2 separate regions of the Homo sapiens genome follow, and region 1 is linked to region 2. A link is a loop called in an ENCODE intact Hi-C map of the cell type or tissue named here. Cell type or tissue: natural killer cell. All regions are shown on one strand.

Region 1 (8,000 bases), 320 kb before region 2:
CATCAAAATAATATTTGGGATATTCTGGCTTAAGTAAAATATACTATTAAAATTAATTTACTTTTAAAAATATGCTTTTTTACTTTTTAAATGTCACTGCTAGAACTCGTGCCGTCTCGCCTACGGCCTGCCTTACATTCCTAGTGGAGCTGCCACTCATCGTCCACCAAGGGTGTTATATTTGGGTTTGGTGAAGGCAGCAGAAGATTTTAGCCCACTTCTATTCTGCTAATTTCTACTGAATGTAAAGAACCACTCCCTCATTCACTCCAGGACACTTAGACTTCGAGTTTCCATCCTTAAAGGAAAATGAAGAGATTTTTAAAAAGTGGACGCTCCAAATTGTGGTGGTATGTAACATGGCATTCACCCACTTGGACTTGTGTTTTCTCCTAGAAAGCTTTATCTACAGTTTCTGAATAAATGGTGTTCGCTTCTGTCTATCTATGTCAGCCAAGTTTTTTCTCTAAAAGCCTTGGAAGGTAAATTTGGACAGATGAAAATTATGGGGAATTTCTTCCTTACCAAACATGGTGGCAGGAAGAGCCCTCATGGGACAACTCCACTCATCCCGGTGGCACCTCCGTCTGCTTTCCCTGTCCTCTCTCTAAGTACCCGCTAGGCTCTGAGTGCTGCCCATGTCAGACTTTCAACTACATGGTAGCCATCAATCAACTCATGTTTGTAGGCAATGATTCTTAATCTCAGAACTTATCTACCAGAAACACAAAATAAACAGTTAATGTATCTCCCATCCTTACATGTAAGTTTTCCAGGGCACAGAGGGAAGGGAGATACAGCTCCCCCAGAGCAGGCTGTATTTCCCCCCAGCCCTCTCCCACCCCCCAGCATACGAGTCTAAAGTAAAGAAGTGAGAAAGGTCACCGGGAAGGCAAAGGGTGAGTTGGTTTGATCATGACAGGGGTTCGGAGGGTGATTATTATGGCAGAGTCTCAGTAATATCACAGATGTGCATGTGGACCCCAAAGAGGACACCTCAGCAAAGTCCTATTTTCACAGAGTGTGTGAACATGTGGATGACCTGAAGGCATCCGTGATAAGGAAGATCCCATCCTTGCCAAACTCTAGTCAGGCATCTCTGAGTGCTCTTCCCAGCGAGGCCCTGATTTGGGGGCTTCTATGTCTGTTTCTGCAATGCTCAATTTTAGCAAAAGTCCTGCTGAGTCGAGTTAGCCAGAACCCTCACCCTCAATATCTGATCCCCTTTGCTACTCAATGGGGCTCCTCATCCCCCACCATCCCCCAGGGAATCTCTGACCACCCTGGCCTGCCTTCGCCTGGAATCTGGTTAGGTTGGTTTAGCCAGAAGCCCCCTCAGCCCTGAGGCTTCCTTTTAGTAGTCTTCCATCCACTGCTCCCAACTCTGCTCCTTGGCTGTAAATTCCCACTGTTCCTTGCTGTATTTGGAGCGGAGCCCAATGCCTCTTCCCTACTGCAAACCCCACTGCACTGGTCCCTATGACCCTGCATGGTCTCCCTGAATACAGTCTGCCTTCATGTTTTAACAAATGTCCTGAATAATTTTAACAATGAGGTGTGAGAGGTAATCAGGGACAGTCTGAGTGTGTAGTTTGGCAGATGGCTCTAGGTTAGATCAGATTCCCAGTCACAACTCCAGCCACCAAAAACTTGCAGATGTGTATTATAAGGCAGGGTGTAGAAGGCTCCTGGGGCCGCTAGGAAACAAGCTGTCCCTGAGAGGCTCTGCAGGGAAGGCCTGGCTTCTGAGGCAGCAGCCTCTGCTCTCTAAGTCCCCTCCTGGGCTCAGCATGGCTGGGACTCTTTTCCATGCCGTTGCACCTGCTCAGTCTTCCCAGGTCAGTCTCCTCCCAAACAGGTCCCGCCACACCTCCTTGCCTTGGTCCATTTCCTCCGTCCTCATTGAGTCCTTTGCTTCCTTTTGTTCCTGAGCTGCCTTTCATGTTACCTCCACACTTGGAATAAAAATGCCTCCCACTTCCCAAGCACAAAGAGCTGCCCACTCCCCTGATTAACATCCTCCAGGGGGGTTTTTCTCCTGAAAAGCCCATCTGGCCTCCCCTCCTCCTCACGCCCAGCACATCCACTGCAGAGGGCTGTTCCAGAGATTATTGTGCCCAATGTGCCGCCTGCCCTGCCCTGCCGACTCTGCATGAAGGGTTTCATCTCTGGCTTCCTTCTAAAACCCAACTGACTGACTGACTCACTCCCTCACTCACTCAAAAGAGCTACCGTTCCATCATCTTGCTTTATCCTCCCAAATACGCCAGTTACACTACTAATGATAGTAATATTCCAGTGAGTCATTGAAATATCTTATTTTGCAGTACCTACAGTTTGCTTGTTGAATTTACATGGGTGTGCACGGAGCTTTGCATTTTAAAATTAACAGAAGACGTCATTTCTTCTGTTTAAGCAGTGGAACCGTCGAAATAATCCTCTAAAGTATTTAGGTTCCCAGATTTTCACAACCAAGCAAAGGAGAAAGAGGGATTTATTTCTAGAATCATGGAATGATAACGCTGGAATGGCTCTTTGCACTCAGTGGGTCTATTTTACAGACACTGAAACTAAGGCCCCAAGAAGTCAACACACTTCTCAAAGTCATAGACTAAGTTCATATGGCTATTTTAAATATGTAATAATAAGGAATAAGACGCTATTTATCTCACAGGCACTGCAGGGAGGGAGGTGATTAAACAGAACGCTCAAAGTAGAGGAACTTGTAGCTAGCAAAACTCCTGAAAATACGACAGTCCTGGGAGTTGCAGTGGAGAGGAAGCAGAGGCTATGCTGTAGAGGAAGGTCACAGGAGGGACGTGGAAAGGCCCCAGGGCTGTGCTTCTCACATTCAGGTGACTCACCTGTGGTCTTGTTGCAATGCAGATTCTGATTTACCAGGTGAGTCAGGGCCCAAGAGTCTGCATTTCTAATAACTCCCAGGCGATGCTGACATTACTCTTCCATGGGCCTCAGTTTGAGTAGCAAAGATTTAGATATTCTGTTTCAGGAGCCAGGAAGTTAAAGGAGGGCTATATATACCTGGACTTGGAACCAGACCCCATGCCAGGGTCCCAGGCCTGTCACTGATTGGCTCTGTTGTCAGTGGGTGGAGTTACACCTGTCTCTGAGCCTCAGTTTACTCATCTGTAAACCAAAGGAGTTGTCCAGGGTGACCTCCATGACTGCTGAGGTCCCTTTAAGCTGGAATGTCCCATGACTCAGAGCCCTGCAGTGGCCAGCACCCCAGGAGGAAGGGAGGGGACACGGAAAGCTGTTGTGAGAGATGGACAGACCCACAAGTCATCACCTCTCTTGATGCCCTTGGCTGGGTAGGGGTGGGCCTGGAATTTTCACTAACATGCTCCAGACCACTCTCTCCATGCTTTGACTGTATTCTTGAACCATGCATGTGGTCCCAAGTTTTCCATCCTCTTCATGCCACTTGGTCCTTTACTCCCCACTACACCACAACCTCTGTGTTCCTTGCCCTCAGGATGACCTTCTCCTCACCCTGGTTATGCCATCATCCTTCCCCTTCCATGGCCCTGTATATAAGAACTGATTATAATCACAGTATATTCTGTGTTTTAGCAGAGCATGTCAACATTGCTGTACGCCATCATCGTGCCAGCTCAACACAAACTCTAAAGAAAGTGACATTGGTGCAGTAAGAGAAAGATAGACTTCCCCTTACCTGAAAGGAAGTGGTATCCTGGCTTTAGGGAGGAGTTCATCAATTCTACAGAGGAGATTTCACATCTTTACACAGGTACACAAACTACACAAAGAGGGACATTCAGGAGGGGAAACACTGTGGTCGCTAGAATCCCTATGTGACACCATGGTCTCTCTAGAGTGTCTGTGTGACACCATGTTCTCTCTAGAGTGTCTGTGTGACACCGTGTTCTCTCTAGAGTGTCTGTGTGACACTGTGGTCTCTCTGGAGTGCCTGTGTGACGCTGTGGTCTCTCTAGAGTGCCTGTGTGACGCTGTGGTCTCTCTAGAGTGCCTGTGTGATGCCGTGGTCTCTCTAGAGCGTGTGTGTGACACTGTGGTCTCTCTAGAATGCCTGTGTGACACTGCAGTCTCTCTAGAATGTCTGTGTGACACTGTGGTCTCTCTAGAATGCCTGTGTGACGCTGTGGTCTCTCTAGAATGCCTGTGTGACACTGTGGTCTCTCTAGCGTGTCTTGTGATGCTGTGGTCTCTCTAGAGTGTCTGTGTGATGCTGCGGTCGCTAGCTAGAATGACTATGTGATGCTGTGGTCTCTCTAGAATGCCTATGTGAACTTAGGAATTCACACTCCTAGGCTCAGTGCAGGCTGAGCACCAAAGTGTGATCTCATCAAGTGAAATAACCCCCTTCTCTCAATTTCTCTTCCTGTAAGGAGGAAAATGCCACTTTCCACCCACAAAGCTCTCTAGAGGACCAAGAAGACAATTCTGTGAAGGACGTCCACCAGGAGACAGGAGCTACAAGACAGCTTTCTGGAGCTGTCCTCCTAAGTCCCCATGCCAATCAGTGTATAGTAATGTCGCCAACTTCAAAATCACGGAAATATGTTTGCATCAGACAATGGCTTCAATTCCAACACATGGTACATTCCCACAAGTTTGGATTTCCATAGGAAGAATAAATAACACTGGCTTCCTTGAATGTCCTGGATGAAAACCACACATCCTTCCAAATCCTGTGGAAAAACATCTCTGGCTCCCTCCTTCCCTTAGAATCAGACCCTTCAAAATCTTGTGGTATTTCCCCAAATACCATAATTTTGAGTTGTGACATCTGGTTTCCAGTTCTCCCAGGCTGGGGTTTCTTGTTAAAGGGACATCGGAATCTCGACATCCCGAGCTGCCACCCTGACCTTGTGCAGGAGTCTCACTGCCCCACTTCCTGGCATCCATGCACTCTAGATGGTTCTGGCACTTCCCCCAGACAAGGAAGCTACATTTTTTTCTAGGATGTACCTTTTTAGAAGCCTTTGTCTCTTCCAGAAGGTATGTCCGGCACGATGGGACTCCCCCACTCTCCCTTGCCTCAAACATCACGGAACATCTAGACATCAGTGAGCGTCCCACTAGAAAAAGGCCCCTGAATCTTCAAGAAGCTCCAAGAGGGGAGTTAGATTGTCTGGAAATTCCCCGAAGTTCTTCCTGCTACACCCACTGGAGCCCAGGATTTGAGAACCAAGCCCGCCGGCCGCGGCATACTAGGCTCGGCTTTCTGTTTCGAAGCTCGAGGCTGTACCGGGGAGAGAGGATGTGGTCCATGGGAAGGGGAAGTGCCACTGCTCCAGGGAGCCAAGCATGGCTTCCTCAGGGCCTGGCTCCTCAGGCAGCAGGAGGTGGGCAGCACTGTGCAGCGGGTAAGAGCACACGCTGTGATATCAGATAGGCAGGTGTTGGACTCCCAGCTCTGGCCAAGTGACCTCTGGCAAACCCCTTTCCTCCCAAGCACTGGCATCCTCACAGGTATAACAGGATACAGATGGTGGGCAAATGCCGCGGCCACATCCTACACGGGGAGAGACGCTTCATCAACAACAGCCATGAACACTGTCTGGCCTGTTCATCAGGGCCCAGCAGACCCATCACACAGACACATGGTAAAAGCACGAGGAATATTTCATTTCATGGTCACAGGTAAGTGCTTAAGCTGGTAGTGAAGGAGGAAGCCCAAAGGCTACTGAGGCGGCATCACAGTGACGGTCAAGAACAGGCCAGAGGCTGGCTGCAGTGGCTCAAGCCTGTAATCCCAGCACTTTGGGAGGCCCAGGCGGGCAGATCATCTGAGGCTGGGAGTTCGAGACCAGCCTGACCAACACAGAGAAACCCCATCTTTACTAAAAATACAAAATTAGCCGGGAATAGTGGCGCATGCCTGTAATCCCAGCTACTCGGGAGGCTGAGGCAGGAGAATTGCTTGAACCCGGGAGGCAGAGGTTGCGGTGAGCTGAGATCGCGCCATTGCACTCCAGCCTGGGCAACAGGAGCAAAATTCAGTCTCAAAACAAACAAACAAACAAACAAACAACAACAACAACAACAAAAACAAGAACAGGGCGGAAAGCAGCACGGAGGGAGGATGGGAGAGGCAGCAAGGACCCCCACACCGGCAGGTGCAATCCATTCTGCATGGACCTCCATGGCCTAGTCAGAGTGCGTGAGAGGCTGAAAGGGCCACTGCAAATAAAAACGACACAAAGCATGAATTGTGGTGATATTGGAGGTGAGTAAAAAGATGCAAATATGAATTGGGGGAAATGTTCAGAAAATCTCACCTTCTGAAAAGAAAACTGGCAAAAAGCAATCAAATTAGCCACCTTTAATGCCTGCTATGTTGACCCTGCCAGATTTTTTTTTTTTGGGGAGGGGTGTATATTCAACAGTATGGACAACTAGTATACAGTACACAAAGCGACTGCGCAGTGTATGAAGATTCAATCACAGATCAACCACAGCCAGTAGACTACTCATTAGGCAAAAATCAATGAAACCAAATCAATGAAACCATCAAATTTTAAAGCCATTTTATGGTGAATATTGACAACAGAAAATGAAATTAATACTGCCTTAAAAAAACCCAACAAAAAGACCCCCAAAATTGCATATGGTAAAAAATCAAATCACAAAAAAAATTTTTCTTAGTAGAAATAATAGTTCTATAAAAAATTCATAATGGCAGCTTTCATAATACTGATTGGTGAAAAATCTTAGTTATAAATTTTATGCAGAGAAGAAATGACTCCAATAAAAAGAATTTTAGTGAAATAACAATCTAAATGAAAACAATTGGAAATAATTTGTGCGATAGAGAAAATTATGGTCTTAAATTGACTTAGTCTTTTCCTCAGAAAGCATCTTCTCCAACAAAAATCCATTAGTGTTGTTAAAATTCCAATTAAAATGTTTCTACTCTTAAATACAGAATTAAGATATCTTTGATGCGGGAAAAGCCCAGCAAGTCAAATCAGTGGGTCAAAACTTCCTGTGGTTGTGGAAGTCTTCCCAGGGGATGCTCTGTCTAGGATGGGGTGGAACTGTGTCCCTGACAAATCCAGGCTTTCCTAGGGTCAGGAAGTTGCTGTGCTGTGCTTTCTAGAAATTTCCTCGAGAGACTCTTTCAAGGATTAATTTAGGAAATAACAAAAGATAAGCTTTACTCTTAGTAAAGTGATTGGTTCTGCGTACTACAAGAAAGTTTATTGGGTGATGACCGAAGATAGGGGAGAAGGAGGGAGAGGGAGTAGAGGAGGAAGGAGAGAAGGAACACACACACACGTGCACGTGCGTGCACACACGGGTGCATCTACTCTGCCTGGGGAAGTGGCATTCTACCTCGTCAGCAACATGTACAGAGTGGAGGTAATCGGTCTTCAGATTCTGCCACAACGCAAGTGAATTTTTAAAAGCCCACCAGCATCCTTTGATCTGGTTCCACCCTTACCAAGCAAAGTCCATCATGTATATGGTATCTGGGTTACTGTGGCTTGGAAGAGGCGCTTCCTAAATCACTAGCCTTGCTTTGGGAGCCAAAGCTCACATTTCAGCTCCTCACTCACTCTCCGCATTGACTTCCTTAGTCTCAGCATCGGGTCAGGACGGTGGAACGGGTGGGAAGAGACGAAACCTGTGGAATGTGAAATACTTTCCCCTATTTTGATCCCTGGAAAGGTCTATCCCTAATAGAAATTCAACACTTTGATCCTGTGATTTCTAGTACAGTTTTTGTCATTTTTTTCTAACCCCAAATCAGTTGCTTACGATCAGATCATCCTTGGGTGAACTGTAAAAACTGAGTTTCTGAAACTGAAGTTTCCAAGCAAGCCTCCAGTGACCCCAGCTTCCCTGGCCCCCTGCTGCTATTCTTTGATGTCTTTTTAGCTGCACCCTAAGTCATCGGGAACATTCTTTCAGAAGAGAGAAGTGTAAGGCATTTCAAGAGCCTTGAAACAGACTCTGAAGCCCAGAGCCCTCCTCCTCCCCACCTACTC
Region 2 (8,000 bases):
CAATCAAGGGCAAGGGAGAGAGACCGAGAACTCCTGGGGATGGGATGAGATGTGATTGAGGAAACTTCTCTTTCTGTGCAAAGGGCTCCTGGGAAGAGTGGGAAACAGGAAGATGTGTGACTGGACCTGGCCCCTCCACAGGGCCTGCCGATATGTCCTGCTTCTATGGAAGAACCGACCCCTAAAAGCTGCCTTTGAAACCCTTTCGTCTAGGCAAATCTCATTCCCAAGCTTATTGTTCTAAGAAATAGTTTAGAGGATCCTCTTTTCTACCATTGCTCATACATGCACAAGACTGTTCAGGACTCCCTGGCAAAGTCTGATTTGCCTGAGCACAGCAGGAGGTCTTCCCTCTGCCCATCCGCCTCATCAACAGATGAATCTCTCAGGCCTGGGAGGAGGGGCTGCTCACCACTAACAGGATGGGGTGATGAGACATGCTGTGCACAAAAACACCTGGTGCAGACAGGAGGTATAGACACCAGGAGAGTCTAGCGATAACACTGGGACCCAGTTGCTGAGAGCTTGTGGGGTGACCACCATCACCACCACAACGTCACCCTGATCCTCACCATCACCACCTCATCACCATCCTGATCATCATCACTACCACCACCCCCATCACCATCACCCTCATCCCCACCACCACCATCACTGCCACCCTCATCATCACCATCACCATAACCACTACCACCACTATCACCCCCATCCTTACCATCATCACCATCATCATCACCATCACCCTCATCCTCACCACAACCATCACCACCACCCTCATCACCACCATCACCATAACCACTATCACCCTCATCTATTATACTCTCTATCACCACCATCTCAAAGGTGCCTGTGGGGTGGGCCGTTTGCTAAGAGCTTCATATATATCTAGAACAATCCTCATAATAATCCAGTGCCATAGGGGCCACTATGATACCATTTTATAGGTGAGGGTACTGAGGATTAGAGAGGTCACCCTGATAATAAGTAGCAGAGTAGGAATTCAAGCCCATGCAGCCTGACCCTGCGTGAGTATTCACAATATAGTAAGTTCCCCTTATTGGTGGGGGATATTTTCCAAGACCCCCAGGGGATGCCTGAAGCCTTGGATAGTACCAAACCCTATATATGCTATGTTTTTTCCTATACATACATACATACCTATGATTAAGTTTAATTTATAAATTAGGCACAGGAAGAGATGACCAACAATAATAGAACATTTACAACAATATATTGTAATAAAAGTGATGTGAATGTGGTCTCCCTCTCTCTCAAAATATATTACACTGTGCTCACCAATTTTCAGACCACGGTTGACTACTGGTTATTGAAACTACGGAAAGTGAAACTGTGGATAAACCGGGACTGCTGTACCAAACTGCCCCCTCCTAGGCTCCGAGTCTCTGTTTACTGCTGTTTTCTTGAAGGTTTGACCGGTGAGATTGATCTTTAGATCAGTTGCTGCTGGTCACGGGCCAGCTGCAGGCGTTGTGAGTGGAGATGTGATTGTACCTCCATGAGCTGTTTGTATCATTCATTCCCCCATTCACCGCTGATCTGAGCGGGGAGGGTATGAAGAGAGGAGGCACGCCCTCCCTAGAGGAGTTTATCCTTTTGACCTTCAGGGGTCAGATGTGGCCACATGGCTGTCCTCACCTGAGAGGATCACACAGGGCCCAGACCAGCGCGTGCCCCGTGTGCTGTGAGAGAGCAGGGGCCAGGTGGCAGGCAGCCCTGCATCCTCACCAGCTGCCTCCCTTCCCCCACCCAGTATGGATCTGAATGTTGCGCGCGCGCGCGCGCGCACACACACACACACACACACACACAAAACCTACCTACACAAGACAAAACCCCAATTCATTTTGCCAAAGACATTTTCCCTTAGATTTAAAACCCTGTGTAATTTAAGAGATATGTAATTCATGTGTCTGCATTTAAACCATCAAAGTGCTTTTAAAAGAGCTATTTGAAATCTTTGGAGCTTTATGAACCTTTAAAGTTCTTTCTTTGAAACATGGGAATCACACACTGCCAAGGATAAAGATAGTCAAATACCAAAGGGCTAGGGGTGGGCTTGAGACTCGAAATCCGTGACATTTCACTGACAAAACTGAATTTCTCCTCTTTAACATCCACTTCCAATTAGGACGGCAGGCTGCCTGGCATTCTCCACCTCTGCGTGCCGGGGATGGCGGCGGGGCAGCACCGGGCACCCGAGCCCGTCCGCAGGGGCACTTTCCCCCTCGCACCAAAGCTCCCAGAAGTGGGCCCGAGTCTGCGACACCGGCGCCGCCACGTGCCGAGGTCGGGACTGGTTAAATGCGGGTGCCTGGGCCCCTCGCCAGGGTGGGCTGACTCCGCGGGCCTGGCGGGCCCCGGGCTGCGGGGACCACGATTCACCGCGCCCCCGACCCTGGGGATGCCCGAGCACGCAGGTGTGGGGACCCGGCCAGGGACGGCTCGGGCGCTGCCCGGCTGATGCCCGCCGTCCCCCGCTGCGTCCCTGGCCCCGGACCCCACGGAAAGAAGGTGAGGGGTGCGGGCGCCCCGGGTCCACCTCGGCGGAGCAGCTCCCACGGCCCCCGCGGGCTCCTAGCTCGGGTCGTCCCCGCCGAACCCGGGAGGCCGTCGGTGTGCGAGCCCACTTCTCCCCCGCTGCTCCCAGTGGCCTGGCAGGTGCTGTTGAAGGCGGCCAAACCTCCGCACTTCCCGGGTCAGGGCCGCTGTGGGCCCGGAAGGCTGAGTCGCGGGGCCAAGCCCCACAGCCCGCCTCGGCCCGCAGGTCACCAGGGCGCGCTAGATGCACGGTCCCCGCCGCGCTCCGCCTGGGTGGGCCGCCAGGGTGGGGGATGTCCCCTGCGGAGTCCGCGGCAGAGCTGTCGGGTCCCTGCCGCCAGCTCCGCCGGCGCCTACGGGGTCCGAGGCCGACCGACCCAGGCCTGCTGAAGGGCGCTGGGGTGGGGCCGCCACCTGAGCCGGCCGTCACCGCCCGCCCTGCCCCGCGGATGCCACTTCTTCTCCTGGCCCAGAACCGGTAGCCCCCAGGCGGAGCCGAGCGCGGCCCCCGGGGGTTCCGAGAGCTAGGCGGGTGAAGTCTGGCACCGGTCTCCTCTCCGCGCTCCGCTCCCCTCCCCTCCGCTCCTGGGCAGCGCCCCTCCTCCGTGTGCACCCCAGGAAGGCGGTGTCTTACTCCCTGTCCTGCCCTCCCCACTGCTTGGGACCAGCTGCGACTTCCTTCACCCCGCAACGCCTCCCAAGGCAGCCACCACGGAGGAGTGAAGATTGTCTGAGGAATCTGGCTCTGAGTGTCACTGCGGCCGCAAGGGAGCGGGGCAGCAGCCAGGGGCCTCGGCTCTGGGCAGAGTCCCATCTTCGGCGGGGAATTGAAGGCTGGGGTGCGCTGCTCTCTCCGCAGCTGCCGGCCCCGCACACGTCTGTGCCCCACAGCGCCCCTCCTGGGCTCCACCAAAAGCCATCAGCTCGCAAGTTCCAAGCGCTGAGGAATGCTTTTAGAAATGGTTATATTTGGTCCGGCGTGGTGGCTCATGCCTGTAATCCCAACAACACTTTGGGAGACCGAGGCGGGCGGATCACAAGGTCAGCAGATCGAGACCATCCTGGTCAACATGGTGAAACCCTGTCTCTAGTGAAAATACAAAAATTAGCTGGCCACGGTGGCGCATGCCTGTAATCCCAGCTACGCGGGAGGCTGAAGCAGGAGAATCGCTTGGACCAGGGAGTCGGAGGTTTCAGGGGGCCAAGATGGCGCCACTGCACTCCAAAGAGAGACTCCGTCTCAAAAAAAAAAAAAAAAAAAAGAAAGAAATGGTTATATTTGAACATTGGCATAAGATTTAGCGTCCTGGGGCTTGGGTTCCCTTCCAGAGTAGTAAAGCAAGCCCAGGCTGATGCCTCCAGGGAGGGTGCCTGGCCCTGCGCACTCCACCATCAGCCTGGCCTGCTTTGGTCCCCACCTAACCCCTACCTTGCCTGAGTTTGTCCATCAGGCCCAGTTCTGACCACTAACTAGCAACCCAGGGACTCCCAGGTCACCACCCCCAAGGCTGAGTTCTCACTGTGTCTTTTCTTGATGACTTTGGCTGTCCTCAATGACTGTGTCACTGGCCGGAGAAATCCACCCTGCTCAAAGAAGGAGAGCATCTCCTCCCCCACAAACTCCCTCCTTTCCAATTTCCCCACTTCCTGCATCACTACAAGTTGCAATACACCAGTAGGAACACATTTGACTTATTTTGACGTCTTTCTCTCTCTTGCTCCTCTCAACACCAAATTCAATCTGCTCCAAATCTTGGAATGTCACTCAAATCCACATGGTGTTCAATGAAGGTTAAGCGTTGAAGGCCAAGAGTGAGGTGAAGGGTGTTTCAGGCCAGGAACAGTGCATGCAAAGGCAGAGGCCAGTGAAAGCACCTAATGGTGAGAACCAGCCAGTGGTTTGGGGGTCCCTACTGGAGGGCCCCACCACCTGGCCTTTGTTTCAGCAGCTGGGTCTAGTCTTCTAATCTTCTGCCATTCAAAACCTCCTCTCTCCTTGGTTCTTAAAAATACCCAGTGGCCGGCTGGGCACGTGGCTCACGCCTGTAATCCCAGCACTTTGGGAGGCCGAGGTGGGCAAATCACCTGAGGTCAGGAGTTCGAGACCAGCCTGGACAACATGGTGAAACCCCATCTCCACTAAAAATACAAAAATTAGCCAGGCGTGGTGGTGCTCATCTGTAGTCCCAGCTACTCAGGAAGCTGAGGCAGAAGAATCGCTTGAACCTGGGAGGTGGAGGTTGCAGTGAGCTGAGATAGTGCCACTGCACTCCAGCCTGGGCGACAGAGTGAGACTCCATCTCGAAACAAAACAAAACAAAACAAAACACAACCACAACAAAACTAGTAGCCCTTGAGCCCAGTGATCTTTTCTGTCCCCATCACTTGTTGGGGTAGCAATGAGTCTTCAAAGTCCATTTCCCCAGGTGTGAGCAGGGCTTCCTGTACACACCCAAACAAACGCTAGTGTCCCCATGCAATTGTCTTGCTATTTGCAAACAAGCCTGTGTCCCTCTCAACCTCTGAAGACTGGGACTAGGTCACTGTCTTTCAGAACAAAGAGGCCCAACCAACCTTTTCCACCTTAGTCTTTTCTCAAAATCTCCAATAGGCAAGCCTCCTCCACACCCTCATCTGGACCCAATCCTGAGCCTGGACTTGTGGGAGATGTCACTCACCGGGCAGCAGCAGGTGTTACAATCCTTCTATGTTGCTGAGATGAAAGCTGGGACCAGGGCCAGGTGGAGAAGGGAAGCTCTTTGGGCCTGTTCATGGAGAACGTTAGCTTCACCAAACCATTAGCAGCCACACGGTGCAGGGAACACTGCTGATCACACACACAAGGCCTCTTGTTGGAGCCAGCCTGGGAAAAGACCTGGCTGGGTGGTGTCTGCTTACCTGGACATGTGCTCCTGGAAAGGGACTCAGCATCAGCAAATGCAGAAGGCCCCATTCTGACAACTTGAGATCCAAGAATTCCTTACTTTGTGCCTCTTCATCCGATTAAATACAAAGATTTGGGTAGCAGCCGCCAATCTTCCAATAAATCACCCAGAAATGGGGAGATTTGACCTGGGACCTTGGGTCCTCCCATCACCATGAAAACCAGTGTTCCTACTGCATGAGAATAAAGCCAGTTGCTGATCAGAACAAAGGGTTCCAGGGGAGACCCTGGTCAGCTCACTCCTGCCAGTCTGCACCTGTCCTGCCTGGCTTCGTTTCTTCTGTCCCAGCCTGTGAGGGAGAGGGCCACAGTTCTGTAAAGCTTTCTCTGGGTTCTTCCAAGGGAACCCCCTCCCCTGCCTTCAGGGTGGGAGGTACAGGAGGAGGAACAAGGGACTCGGATTGGAGCTTGCATCTATCCTTCATAGCTGTGTGATGCTGGGGAAGTCACATGCCCTCTGAGCCTCAGTTTCCCCAGTGAAGATCAGAATGATAATTGGCGTACGTCGTTGCCCGTTTAAAGGAGAGTGATTTGTGAATTACAGAGCCCTGTACAAATGTCAGTTATTGTTCTGATCCTTGACTTTCTTGCAGTCCCCAGGGGCTGGAATAGGAGCCAGTAACTTGTGGAGTAACAAGAATAATGACTAACAATTTTGCAGCTCTTACTACTCTGAGGAATGATACTTCACATGAAGTATTTAATTTCATCCTCACATCAATCCAAGAGCATAGATACTATTGGTGTTTCCATTTCCAGGTAAGTACTGAGGTTCCAGGGCTGGCCAGCCAGGAGTTCTAGGTGGACCCACAGTAAACACAAACCTCCCATCCCTGTTTGGAGAGCGTCCTCCATTCCTAGCTGCGTCCTCACATCAGCAGTCCCTGAAGGGCACCTGCCACCCTTGCATGGAGCTCAGCGTGTTCCAGAACTTCTCCAGGCCCTTATTTCACATCTTTGGCTCCTCGGGTCCATTTCCCACCAAGTGTGGAGGCCGATCTGCGTCCCTAAAGGCTAGGTTAAGGAGTTCTGCTCCAGAGCCGAGAAAAAAAGCCCGGTCCCCAATGGTTGAGGGACCTCTCTGTCAGGTGGCCTGGCCTCTGGGGTGTCTTCTGCCATCAACCAGAATTGTCACTGGGGGGGGCCACCTGCCACCCTTCAGAAGGTGGGCTCCCAGCATCCTGCCTTGGGCTGGGGCCCCTCCCTAAGTTTGTGTGCGCCCCCTCAGTGCCCTGCTTCTGCAGGACTGGGGCTGAGGGGTCATGGCCAACACTGCACCGACTCCCTGCCCTCAACTCGGCGTGGAATCAGACCGTCTTTCCACTCAGGCCACTGTCCTTCACGCCTATCCCCTGGTACCCTCCACGTATCTCCTGGCCACCATCAGAGACGTGTTCCTGGATGCCAGGTTGGGCCTTCCAGGCCCTGACCCCTCAATACACCTCTCCGTTTCAACAGAGCCTGCCCCTTCCCCAGCTCTGGCCAGGCCCTCAGAAGCTGGACTGAGGATAAGAGCCCCGCAGTCAGAGAGGACATCCTCACTCTGACTCCTACACTCTGCCTGGAAATCCTCCTCTGGCCAAAAGACAGCGCAGTTAAACCAGCTGCGAGGTCCCCCGGTGGGCCAACTTTGTTGTGTGTGCGGTATTTTTAAAGCAAAGCCTGCCTGTCACATCACACAGGCACTAAATCAGGTGCACATTATTGGAGATATCTCAGAGGAAGCATATTGGCTATGTTAATAACAACAATGCACTCATAATGTACTTTTCAATTTGAATTAATTTTTGTAGCTAATTCTAGCTACTGAATGTCTTCATTTAAAATATACACATACATGTGTTTTGTTCAGTGTTTTAATTAGGCCCAAAGGAATATACTTTCCATTTTTGGTCCACTTCATTTGTTATATTAATGAAAAGGCACTCTAAATCAAGTTTCACGTTGATGTTTCATTACGTATGCTGTTCTCACACATCTCTAAAAGAGATTTACGTTGCAGGGAGTAACCACAAATACTGGCAGTGGACATGCTGTTAATTTAAAGTGTAAAGTTTTCTTTTGAGGTGCAGCAAAAACATAAGGTCACACACTTCCCGAGCACAGCTGACTTCCCTGTAACGTGGCTGCACCTGGAATTCAAAGCAGGGGCCCTGCACTGCCCCCTCCTAAAGCGTGTGCCCACCTAGGCTCCGATAATAGAGATCAGAGCCCGACCTGAAGGACTGAGCCTGACTTCAAGGTATCCATGACTGGGAAGGAGAAGATTCAGGAGCTGGGGGGGTCTCTGGACTCTGCATCCGCTGTGTGTTGGGGGGCTTCGGTATGGGGACTGGATTGCAGCTCGTGCCACTGACACACACACATGTGAGCACACAATCACTCTCAGCAATGATGATGGCGTGCCCGGGGCCCTTGCCACATGAAAGGCCTCAAAGTTGGTGTTGGCCTTGTCCTGGGCTGCCATTGAATGTCTCCTGTGGTCCAGGCAAGGCGT

What was found. A loop is a pair of places that touch in the nucleus more often than their neighbours do. Peaks named below come from ENCODE experiments on the same cell type or tissue, not always from the same donor. Only the 100,000 strongest peaks of a DNase experiment are listed, where the experiment ranks them.
Region 1: a loop joins it to region 2, with 6 times the contacts of the local background. A loop is called at or near these places in 2 of 110 quality-filtered maps.

The regions. Positions count from the first base shown.
Region 1 is chr6:157,546,477-157,554,476 of GRCh38, reverse strand. All of the region lies in intron 2 of ZDHHC14 (zDHHC palmitoyltransferase 14), which reads right to left. Among named protein-coding and RNA genes, the nearest start is that of MIR3692, 21 kb to the right of the region's middle. RefSeq lists an enhancer at 1,434-2,256 and a silencer at 4,114-4,314. In natural killer cell, no CTCF peak of the experiment used is centred here; a DNase peak (open chromatin) is centred at 4,116; H3K27ac peaks cover 2,298 bases.
Region 2 is chr6:157,231,145-157,239,144 of GRCh38, reverse strand. No RefSeq gene overlaps it. Among named protein-coding and RNA genes, the nearest start is that of TMEM242, 88 kb to the left of the region's middle. RefSeq lists an enhancer at 7,488-7,988. In natural killer cell, a CTCF peak has its summit at 3,460; DNase peaks (open chromatin) are centred at 604, 2,804 and 3,424; H3K4me3 peaks cover 657 bases; H3K27ac peaks cover 846 bases; H3K27me3 peaks cover 2,859 bases.